Linked DNA regions of Homo sapiens: region 1 is linked to region 2. The links are chromatin loops, found by intact Hi-C in ENCODE. Cell type or tissue: heart left ventricle. All regions are shown on one strand. Each heading gives the region's core, and the rest is flanking DNA. Links, peaks and the distances in the headings are about the cores only.

What was found. Hi-C counts contacts between places; a loop is a spot of excess contacts. Peaks named below come from ENCODE experiments on the same cell type or tissue, not always from the same donor. Only the 100,000 strongest peaks of a DNase experiment are listed, where the experiment ranks them.
Region 1: it touches region 2 in a loop (2.0-fold over the local background); 2 of 110 quality-filtered maps call a loop at or near these places.

The regions. Positions count from the first base shown.
Region 1 is chr4:87,268,098-87,273,483 of GRCh38, reverse strand. No RefSeq gene overlaps it. Among named protein-coding and RNA genes, the nearest start is that of MIR5705, 30 kb to the left of the region's middle. In heart left ventricle, for the core only: a CTCF peak has its summit at 3,136; no DNase peak of the experiment used is centred there.
Region 2 is chr4:87,322,224-87,327,609 of GRCh38, reverse strand. HSD17B13 (hydroxysteroid 17-beta dehydrogenase 13) reads left to right here and starts at 4,728. Exons shown (of 7, transcript NM_178135.5): 1 at 4,728-4,978. The coding sequence starts at 4,769. In heart left ventricle, for the core only: no CTCF peak of the experiment used is centred there; no DNase peak of the experiment used is centred there.

The DNA.
Region 1 (5,386 bases), core at 62-5,061, 54 kb after region 2:
TTAGCCAGGTGTGGTGGTGCGCACCTGAGGTCCTACCTACTCTGGAGGCTGAGGTGGGAGGATCGCTTGAGCCTGGGAGGTAGAGGCTGCAGTGAGCCGAGATTGTACCACCGAAGTTAAGCCTAGGTGACAGAGCAAGATCCTGTCTCAAAAAAACAAACAAATGAAAAGACTTATAATGCTTAGGGCCCTTCTCTTTTGTCTCCCTTAGAGTAAAGCCCTTCACAATCTGATCCGTTGTTAACTCTCTGACCTCATCTCTTATTAGTCTCACATTTGTTCAATTCCAGCAGAGCCTAGAGATCACAGGTTTTAGAGAAGCAGCTGTGAAATAAGGCTGGGATGCATGTATCATTATAATTCTCTAGCCAAGTGAGACCGAATCCACAGCAGGAAAAGAAGGAAAAAGAAGTCTGAAGCATTTCAGTGTCCGAAAGGATTCTTTTGAAAGGACATAAAGGTGTATAGGGAGTAGCTGGGATTACAGGTGCGCCACCACGCCCAGCTAATTTTTGTATTTTTAGTAGAGACGGGGTTTCACCATGTTGGCCAGGCTGGTCTCGAACTCCTGACCTCAAGTGTTCCACCCACCTCGGCCTCCTAAAGTGCTGGGATTACAGGCATGAGCCACCGCGCCCAGCCTGTTTACTTATTTTGTGGTTCTCTCCTTTCCATGAGAATGTAAGCTCCAAGAGAACAAGCACCCTCCTATTTACCACTGTATCCACAGCACCTGATACAGTGCCTGACTGCCATTTGACACATATTTCTTGAGTAAATGCAGCAAGATAGTTGTGTGGTGTAAGCCACTATAACGTGAATGATAAAATGCTATTCTATTAGTAACACTAATAACTTAAATAGCACTAATCACTGCAACAGGTAACTCCCTAGATCCTGGTGGTTACAGAATAACATTTTATCATTCACATGAAGTCTGAAACCTTCAACATGGCCATTCAGGGAATTATGCTACTTCCCTATGTCCTCTGGATTCAGGTAGCAGAAGGGAAAAAGGAATGGAGGATCACACATGGAGGCTTTTGTGCTAAGCTTAGAAGTATATAACTTCCTCTTGCACTCTTGGGAACTCGGGCACTTCTGATTTTTGTGTACCTAGGAAGACAAGTGTTCTATTCACTATTGTGCCAACTAATCACCCCAAAATTTAGTGGCTTAAAACAATCATAATTTGTCTGTCACGGTTTCTGTGGGCCAGGAATTTGGAGAGGGCTCAACTGAGCTTTTCTGGCTCATGGTTTCTCATGGATTTGCACAATGACAGAAGCTGCATGGGTCTGGAGCCTGTGGGGACTAGAGCATCTGAGTGCTGCTGGATGGCTCTCCTCACGTAGACTTAGGGGCTTCCCTCCCAGGGGCTAGTTTGACCTTCCTCACAATATAGCACCTCAGGGCAGTCACACTGCTTACGGAGTGACTTAGGAGTCCCACAAATGTTTCATCAAAGATAAAAGTTGTGTCACCTTTTTTTACCTACCCTGGGAAGTCATGTAGCATCATTTCTGCTGTATTCTACTGGCTGAAACTGTCCCCAAAGCCTGCTCACTTTCAAGGGAAGGAGATAGAGCCTCCATCTCTTGATAGATGGAAGCTAAAGCTATATTATAAGAAGAATATGCAGGATGGGTAATGTTCTGGTCTTCTCTGGAAAATACAATCTTCCACAAGGAGGAAAGAAATTAGTGATCAACTAGCTAGTTGCCACACAGAAAGTGCAATAAGTATTTGATGATGCATTTTTTGACCTCATAGAAATGTGGCAAGATTAACAATATGTTTGCAAATTAGTAAAGGTCTCCTTGCTTTAATTCAATTCTACAATATTAAATTGAGTTCTATAGCATCCCAGCCTTCCACTACCATAATACAGAGGAATACCAAAACCAAAACAAACTAAAAAACTAACTACCTTGTAGGAAATTACATTCTATAGAACACTTACCAGCTTACTCCTGAATTTAGCAGATTTGCTATAAGTTTGATGATATGAAAATTTATATCAAGAGGTATTTTACAGAGCTATTAAGAATTGTGGGAAATTTTGTCCATCAGTTCAAAGAAAAATAAGCAAACGGGGAAAAATGAGGCAATTATTACCTTTAAGAGAAACAGAAACTGTACAATAAACTAGAATTATGATGCATTATCTGCCTCAGTTATAAGCAAAACTTACATAATCATGACAATGAAAACAGTGAATATGGATTTAACCCAAATTGAAATAGAATTATACTGGAGGGGAGAAAAACAGGCAGAGGCTGTGGAAGGAAGCTAAAATCCTTACCTGTCATACTGGACGTGGTAGCAGGCAAGCGAACGCCCCCTCTCAGACCTCCAACTGCAGGGAGCAAAATAGACCAGCGAGCCCAGTTGCTGCACTCTGAAATTCAGTGCATTCATGCTGCCCGTGGGCTGCTTTCAGCCAATTACTGACAGTGAAACAGATGCTAAGTAAGGCCCATTCCCGGGGGTTGGGGATCCCTCCTATGGGTGACTGTGGTTCGAGGACTTTCTAATGGCCTTGCTGTCCTTTCCTTAGATGGTACTGTAGTCTAAGGTGATTCCCCATACCTTTTCTCCTGTCCCCTCTCTCCTGCACTGGGTAAGACCCACATGGCAGTCTGGGAACTCTCACAGTCTTCTCCCAGTTTCCTCTCCATGATCTCTACAGGCGTTTCTCCTGATACATTTTCCACCTTTGTGTCTGCCTTTTGGAGAATCTGGACTAACACAGAAGTCAACTGATAATATCTAAAATTGATGAATCAAAAGATGGCTGTATATGTGCTTTTTTCCTTGAAATATGCATGTAAATATCCAAAGACATGGCTAAGAGAGGTGAAATGGTGGAGGGCACATATATTTTAAAGTCTTTAGCACTACTTGACTTTTTAATATATATGCACATATTAATTATTTTTAAATAAATTGTTTAAAAAGTGAAAGACCACTGCCTTAGACATTGGCCGCTTTGGTTTATCGAGGGAAATCAAGTTTTATCTAAACTTTATCATCTGTATTCTAGCAGACAATCGGTCTACACAATGACTCCTTTCTTTTTCTTTTTGAGGATCAGTGGCAACAGCCTGATTCATTAAACTCCTTGCAGACAGCTCCTCCCAGAGGGAGCAAAATGATCTGCCATCTAAGCACCCACTCAGATGAAAGCATTACTGACAATGCCTTTGAGTTGTTGTTTCTATGTTTAATATACATAGAAGAAAAATTTTTAGAGATGCTGTTTTTTCCCTCCTCTTGTTTTCACTTCAGATAGACAAGCCCCTAGTATTACTTTGTCTTGGGAGATTTTTGCAAATGCTGCCATCACAAGTGGTTTAAATTCTCAAAAATTTCACAAGAACTTTCAAACAAAATCTAGGAGGGTACCTTTTCATACTTATAACAAATGTCTTATATGCTAGGACAGCTTACTGAGACATTACATTTTAATATCTTAAAATGAAAATAATACTAATCACCTAGTTCATGATAGTTGAAGAGTATTTTCTATGCTATGCTCATATCTTTATGAAAAAGCAACCTAATCCTAAATCCTTTGAATTTTTCATTTAAAATGTAGTGGGCAATTCTTGTAAATTGATATATTAAAACATAAACTTACCACCATTCCTCTCATAACTCCTCTAAAATATTAATGAAGCAAACTTTAAAAGGTATAAAGTCATAGGATTGAAAAAAAGGCTATAGCAGAGTGATTGCAGAAGAGCCAGAGAGAAAGAGAGAGAGAGAGAGAAGCTGATAGCTTACTTGATACATAGGTATAACTTAAGGAGAGGTTTACCCTGCTATCAAGACTTATGAATGGGCTGGGTGCCATGGCTCATGCCTGTAATCCCAGCACTTTGGGAGGCCAAGGTGGGAGGATCAAGGCCAGGAGTTTGAGATCAGCCTGGGCAACATAAAGAGACCTCATCTCTACAAAAATTAAAAATAATTTAAAAATATTAGCCAGGTGTGATAGAATGTACCTGTAGTCCCAGCTACGTGGGATGGTGAGGCAGGAGGATTGCTTGAACCCAGGAGTTAAAGGCTGCAGTGAGCTATGATCATACCACTGCACTCCAGCCTTGGCAACAGAGAGAGAAAGAAAAGAAAAAAAGAGTTATGAATGAATAAAGAATCAGCAGATCAAAAAGAATAAGCTTTTAAAAAGACCATTAACTCGGGAAAAAAATGTACAGAAAAGAAAATATAGGATGATATATGTCTCACTTGTAAATAATGCTTATATAGTCATAAAATGTAAACTGTGAGTGTTTATTAAGTAAAAAAATCCTGTAGCTATATTGGGAGGATAGAGGGTAGAAGATGGCAAGTTTGGAGTGGAGCCTTTGGAAGTGCAAGATGGTTAAGTTACAGGAAGCAATGTGGAATACATAAAATTCAAAAAAATAAGAAATAGTATGAACATGTTATTAGACATTCGGAAATAAATACCTGAAGACCCAGTTGAAGCAAGTAAATGTTTATTCTGAGAAGAATGATGGTGGGGATGAATGTGGCAGGGGATACTGGTTTTCATTAAAAAGCCTTGTTAAACATTTATGATTTTTTCATCTGAGTTTATGTATTTCTCTGATAAAAGTTTAAACTATAAAAAGATAGATGCTTAGAAATTGATACTACTTAGTGCACTTGTCAAATATAAAATATAAAGGTATAAAAAGAATTGCTCACCACATCTGTTTTATTCAACAAAGACAAAGGAAGAGGAGGGGCAGGAGGGGGGGGAGAAGGGGACTGTTCTCGTTAGTGCGGGCACCCTTCTCAATCTGAATCTGAAGGAGGAAGAAAGAAATAAGTCACCCATGAAAATAAGTACTAGTCCATGACCCTGGAACAAAAAGAAATCAGGAAGGGTCTAAAGCGATTTAGGCGGTGAGTCTACAGTCAATCATTAAATAGGCCGAAAGTTCTGATCTGCCCCCTGTTCACCATTTCTCACTTTTTTGAAAGTCATGTTTGGAAGGCAACTCTTGAGTCCTGTGGCAGTAGGATCCTAGTCATATTATTTTTCCTTCCTAGGAAGTAATATAAAATTCAGTGTCAAAGGAAGTAAAAGGAAACAATGTTAAATATTTGTCAAGTATTGAAAACAGAGAGTGTGTGTGTGTGTGCAAGTACTAAACAGAATGTCTTTGATGTAGTCATTTTTATTATATTATTATATAAACCTTGGGCAAATGTGAAGTCCCATCTGGGATAGATTTAATACCAGACCAGGAAAATAGCTCAATAAATTCCCTAAGCATTTGGAAGAAAAAAGTATTCCTTAAATCCCTTCATTTAAATCTTCACAAAATTAGTAAAACACAATGATTCTCCAAGACAGAGAAATAATGGG
Region 2 (5,386 bases), core at 124-5,123:
GCTAATTTTTGTATTTTAGTAGAGACGGGGGTTCCACCGCGTTGCCCAGGCTGGTCTCGAACTCCTGGCCTCAAGTGATCCACCTGCCTCAGGCTCCCAAAGTGCTAGGATTACAGGCCTGAGCCACCGTGCCCAGCCAGAACTTCTTATTCCTTGACCTCACCATGATTCCTCACCTCCTAGTGTTGGCATACCTGGTTTTCTGTATATGGAACACTCTTATCTCCTTCATCACTGGCTTACTCCTGTCATCCTCAGGGCCCCATTTATAGCTCAACTCCCACTTCCATTCTCAGGGCTGGGTAATTTGCCCTTCCTGTGAACTCCTGTTGCTCCTTATATGCAGCTGTCATAGCACTTTGCACCAGGTAGAGAGTAAAAGAGGTAAAAGGACAAGAGATTTCTGTTTTCTTAAGGAAAGGGGAAGCCAGAAAACAGAGGTAATCACTGTAGACTAATTTGACAGTAAAATATGGAAGACAGGATGATTTTGTTGAATATTTTTATAATGGGAGAGATCTGAAAATATTTGAAAGCAAAAGAGACAACTTTTAGGCAGGAAGAGTTTGGAATAAACAGAGGAAGAAGAATTAGGAGAAAATAAAAGAAAGATTGAGAACCAGACTATAGAGATCGGGATGCTCTCTTTGGTACTACAAGGAGGATTGGTATGGAGTGATGAAGCAAAAGGTTTTGTAATCCAAAACATGCCAAGGCTCTGCATGAAATATGAGTTTGGGGTTTGTGTATTTGGATAGGGGTTTTGGAACCTCAAGGAGAGGTTTATATGTCTTTTAAGAATACCTAATACTGTGTTATCAGTTTGCCAGTATACATGAATAGAACCCTTGGCAATGAACTAATGAACCCCACCAGGAAGGAAAAGAAAAGAGTATGTATTTGAAGAGATTATATTCCCAAACCTCTACGTGTCAGATTACTACAGTTAGCCTAAACAAACAGTAGATTAATGGGCATAATTTCCATAACGTCCTCATTTTATGATCTTCAGAGAAATGATGGCTTAGTGTTGACCCTTTGTACAAAGATAATTATTCTTACTGAATAAAGATAATTACATTTCTAAAACCGGTAGGCAGATGGCTCTCAAAAGGGACATTAATGAAAGGAAAAAAAAAGCAGACCAAAATTTAGAAAATGTCTTATTTTAATAAGATTCTAAATGCTATGGATGATTTTAGCTAAGTTGAGAAAATTTTACTGAAAGCATCTCATCCTAAAATGTGAGTGAAAGACAAATTAATGATAAATTTAAGGTACCTTCATTCATATCAGTAGGAAACTGACCTAAAATGTGATCAAAGCAAATTAAACATTTTTACTTGTTATGAAAATTTGTTGAAATGAAGCCAGTGATGTCATAAAGACATACAAACAAAAAGTCTCTAAAACTTAAGGAAAAAAATCAAGGGGGGCCAGGTGCAGTGGCTCACGCCTGTAATCCCACCATTTTGGGAGGCCGAGATGGGTGAATCACTTGAGGTCAGGAGTTCGAGACCAGCCTGGCCAACATGGTGAAACCCCATCTCTATTAAAAATACAAAAATTAGCCAGGCGTGGCGGCGGGTGCCTGTAATCCCAGCTACTCAGGAGGCTGAGGCACAAGAATCACTTGAACCTGGGAGGCGGAGGTTGCAGCGAGCTGAGATTGTACCACTGCACTCCAGCCTGGGCGATAGAGCGAGACTCCGTCTCAAAAACAAACAAAACAAAACAACAACAACAACAACAACAAAATCAAGGGACAAAGTGTATGTTTCTAGCATTGTTGGGGCAAATATGAACCCTGTAATTGAGGAACATGAACATTCCGTCCCATAGAAAACAAGCAAAAAGAAAAAAAAAGAGAGAGAGCTCACTAGGTTGTCTCATATGAAATAAAATTTCTCAGCAACCAAACTATTTGAGAACAATGTTAAGAAGTGTTGTTCACTGTCTCAAAGATTCTTAATTCTTGCATAATACAAATATCCAGTGGGTAAAATAATCTAGATTCCACTGTAAATTTTAAAACTGCCTTTCAAAACTGCATCAGTACTGTATTGATTTAGATAGCATTGGTCTGGCCCCCTCTGAGCAAGCTGGATATTCAAATATAGACATTCAATCTGAAAACAGATTCCTGCACTGCAGCCCAGCATGAGGTCTGATCTAAAGCACCTATGTCAATATTTAACAGCTCCATATACATGTCACAGCAAACCTGCATGCAGAAAGATATAACCAAGTACTATTTTTTTGCCATAAATTTATCCAAGGTTCAAACTGAAAGAACCAATTACACTGTCTCCAATATAATATAAGTATAGGCCAGGTCTCAACCTTAGTTGAGGGTACTCACGTTTGGGCTAAATAATTCTTGGTTTCAATGCACAAGGCTTTCCTATGAATTGTAAAGTGTTCAGCAGCTTCCCTGGCCTCTACCTATTAGATAGATGACAGTGGCATGCCTAAATTGTGGCAACAAAGAATGTCTCCAGACATGCCAAAATGTACCCTGTGGAACAAAAGTAATCCTAGTTGAGAACCACTGATCTAAGTTAAAAGTTGAGGCTACAGCATCAGGCTTCCTGGGTTTCAATCCTCACTCCACCTCTTGCCAGCTGTTACTTTATGCTTACAAATAAGTTACCTAACTTGCCTATACATCAGTTTCCACATCTGTACAATGCAGATTTTAATAGCACCTACTTCAAATGTATGTTGTGAAGATTAAACAAGTTGATATGTAAAGCCCTTAAATCAGTCCATGATATATAGTGATTAACACATTCGCATTCTTACTATAATTAGTATTTGATTTATATAACCATTCACTACTTGCAAAACTATTTCATAAACATATTCTCTTATTTGATCCTTATAGCCACTTTGTGTGTTGGCATATGAGGGAAGGTTGAGGTTGTTATGTGCTCTGAAGGTCTATGTTGGGTAATGTGTGCTTTTTTAAAAAATATCTATTTTCTAGTTAAGGAAACTGTAGCATAGAGAAAATAAATAGGATTGCTAGAAATCACACACACGTAACATACAATTTACCATTTTAACTATTTTGTAATGTACAGATCAGTAGCATTAAGCACATTCACATTGTTGTATAACCATCACCACCATTCACCTGCGGAGCTTTCATCATCCTAACTGAAACTCCATACTCATTAAACAATAATTCCCCATTCCTTTTCTCCTCATCCCCTAGTAACCACCTTACTGCTTTCTGTCTCTCTCTGTGTATTTGACTACTCTAGGTACCTCATATAAATGGAGTCATACAATATTTATACTTTTGCATCTGGCTTATTTCACTTAGCATAATGTCATTAAGGTTCATCTATCTAGTAGTATGTGTCAGAATTTCCTTCCTTTCTAAGGCTGAGTAATATTCCATTGCATGTATATATCATATTTTGTTTATCTGTTGATGAACACTGGGGTTGTTCCCACTTCTTGGCTATTGGAAGTTGCTATAGGCTGCATGTGTTCCTTCAAAATTCATATTATGAAATCCTATCTCCCAGTGTGATGGTTTTAGGAAGTGAGACCTTTGGGAGGTGATTAGGTCATGAGAGCTCTGCCATGGGAATAATTGCCCTTATACAAGAGAACACGGAGGGTTTCCTTCCTCCTTCTGCCACTTGAGGTGACAGTGAAATGACAGCCATCTATCAACCAGGAAGCCAGCTCTTACCAGACAAAGAATATGCCAGCGCCTTGATCTTGGACTTCTTGTGAGAAATAAGTTTCTGGAATTTATAAACCACCTGGTCAATGGTAATTTGTTACAGCAGCAGACAAAGACAGAAGCCACCCCACTTTAAAGTTGAGATTCCCGACTCCTGGTCTAATGCTCTTTCCAGTATTATCACAAAGGGAACTGATGGTTCTGTATCCTAAAATCTCCCCCAAACTCAAGAGATTTTCAGGGAAATGGTCATCATGTGTAAAATAATTAGCCAGTTGAAATATTGATGCTGAGCTTTTGTGAATAAATGAATCAAATAGCTAAGCTGGGTTCATTCAGACTTTATCTAAGTTTCTTTAAGCTTATCTCTACATTCTCCTTTTTCATATTGAAAAAAGGTAACAATTTCCAGAAAGATACCAACAGATCATTAGCTGATGCAGTATCTCCAGAATTCTTTTTCTTTTTTTTTTAGACCAGGCCTTGTTCTGTTGCTTAGGCTGGAGCGCAGTGGCACAATCACAGCTCACTGCACCACGAACTCATGGACTGAAGCAATCCTCCTGCCTCAGCCTCCTGGGTAGCTGGGACTACAGACACATGCCACCATATCCAGCTAATTTTTTTCTATAGTTTTTTTTTTTTTTTTTGAGACAGGGTCTTACTATGTTGCCCAGACTGGTCTCGAACTCCTGGGCTCAAGCAATCCTCTGCCTCAGCCTCCCAAAGTGCTGGGATTACAGATGTGAGCCACTGCACCTGGCCCCTAGAATTGTTTCTAGAGGTGAAACTTCAAGGTGAAATATAGTACATAACTGCTTTTCAGATAAACAAGTCCAGAGAGCACACTCTCTTGTGCTCTTGGCATCACTTGGCATCACTTCATATTTGAGGTGTTTCAAACCCATTAGAACACGTGAACAAGGCCTGCTTCCAAAGCTGGCTTCCATCTGGTAGTCCCATTAACAACTGGGCACACCCCTTCCCTAGAGCTCTGTGTAGACAGTACCTCCTCCCTAGGACTACACAAGGACTGAACCAGAAGGAAGAGGACAGAGCAAAGCCATGAACATCATCCTAGAAATCCTTCTGCTTCTGATCACCATCATCTACTCCTACTTGGAGTCGTTGGTGAAGTTTTTCATTCCTCAGAGGAGAAAATCTGTGGCTGGGGAGATTGTTCTCATTACTGGAGCTGGGCATGGAATAGGCAGGCAGACTACTTATGAATTTGCAAAACGACAGAGCATATTGGTTCTGTGGGATATTAATAAGGTAATGTATACATCTTCCAACTTTTTAAAGTCACAGAGTAAGATATGTATTTTAAGAATTATTTGACTTACCATCTACTTATCTTTGTATTTTTGTTTTTCAAAGTTTGATAAATTCCCTGGTCCCTTAGTCTGTATATGTGTCAGGTTAGTTAGATGAAGGGAATGTAATTAAGAACTAAGCAGCGATTTTTATGACATGGTGTGCAGGTTGATAGAAAGACTCAGGAGCCAGTCTCCTTCCAAGCTGCTAAATGAGGCAAGTCACATATTATCTCTCAGCCTGTTTTCTTGGCTCTGAAGTGGGGATAATAACTTAGGGGATGGGCAAGAACGGGATCTGAAAATTACAGCTACAAACAAAAGTCAAACGAAGAACTTGCAACAGAAACCTTTAGTGCCTCCCCTC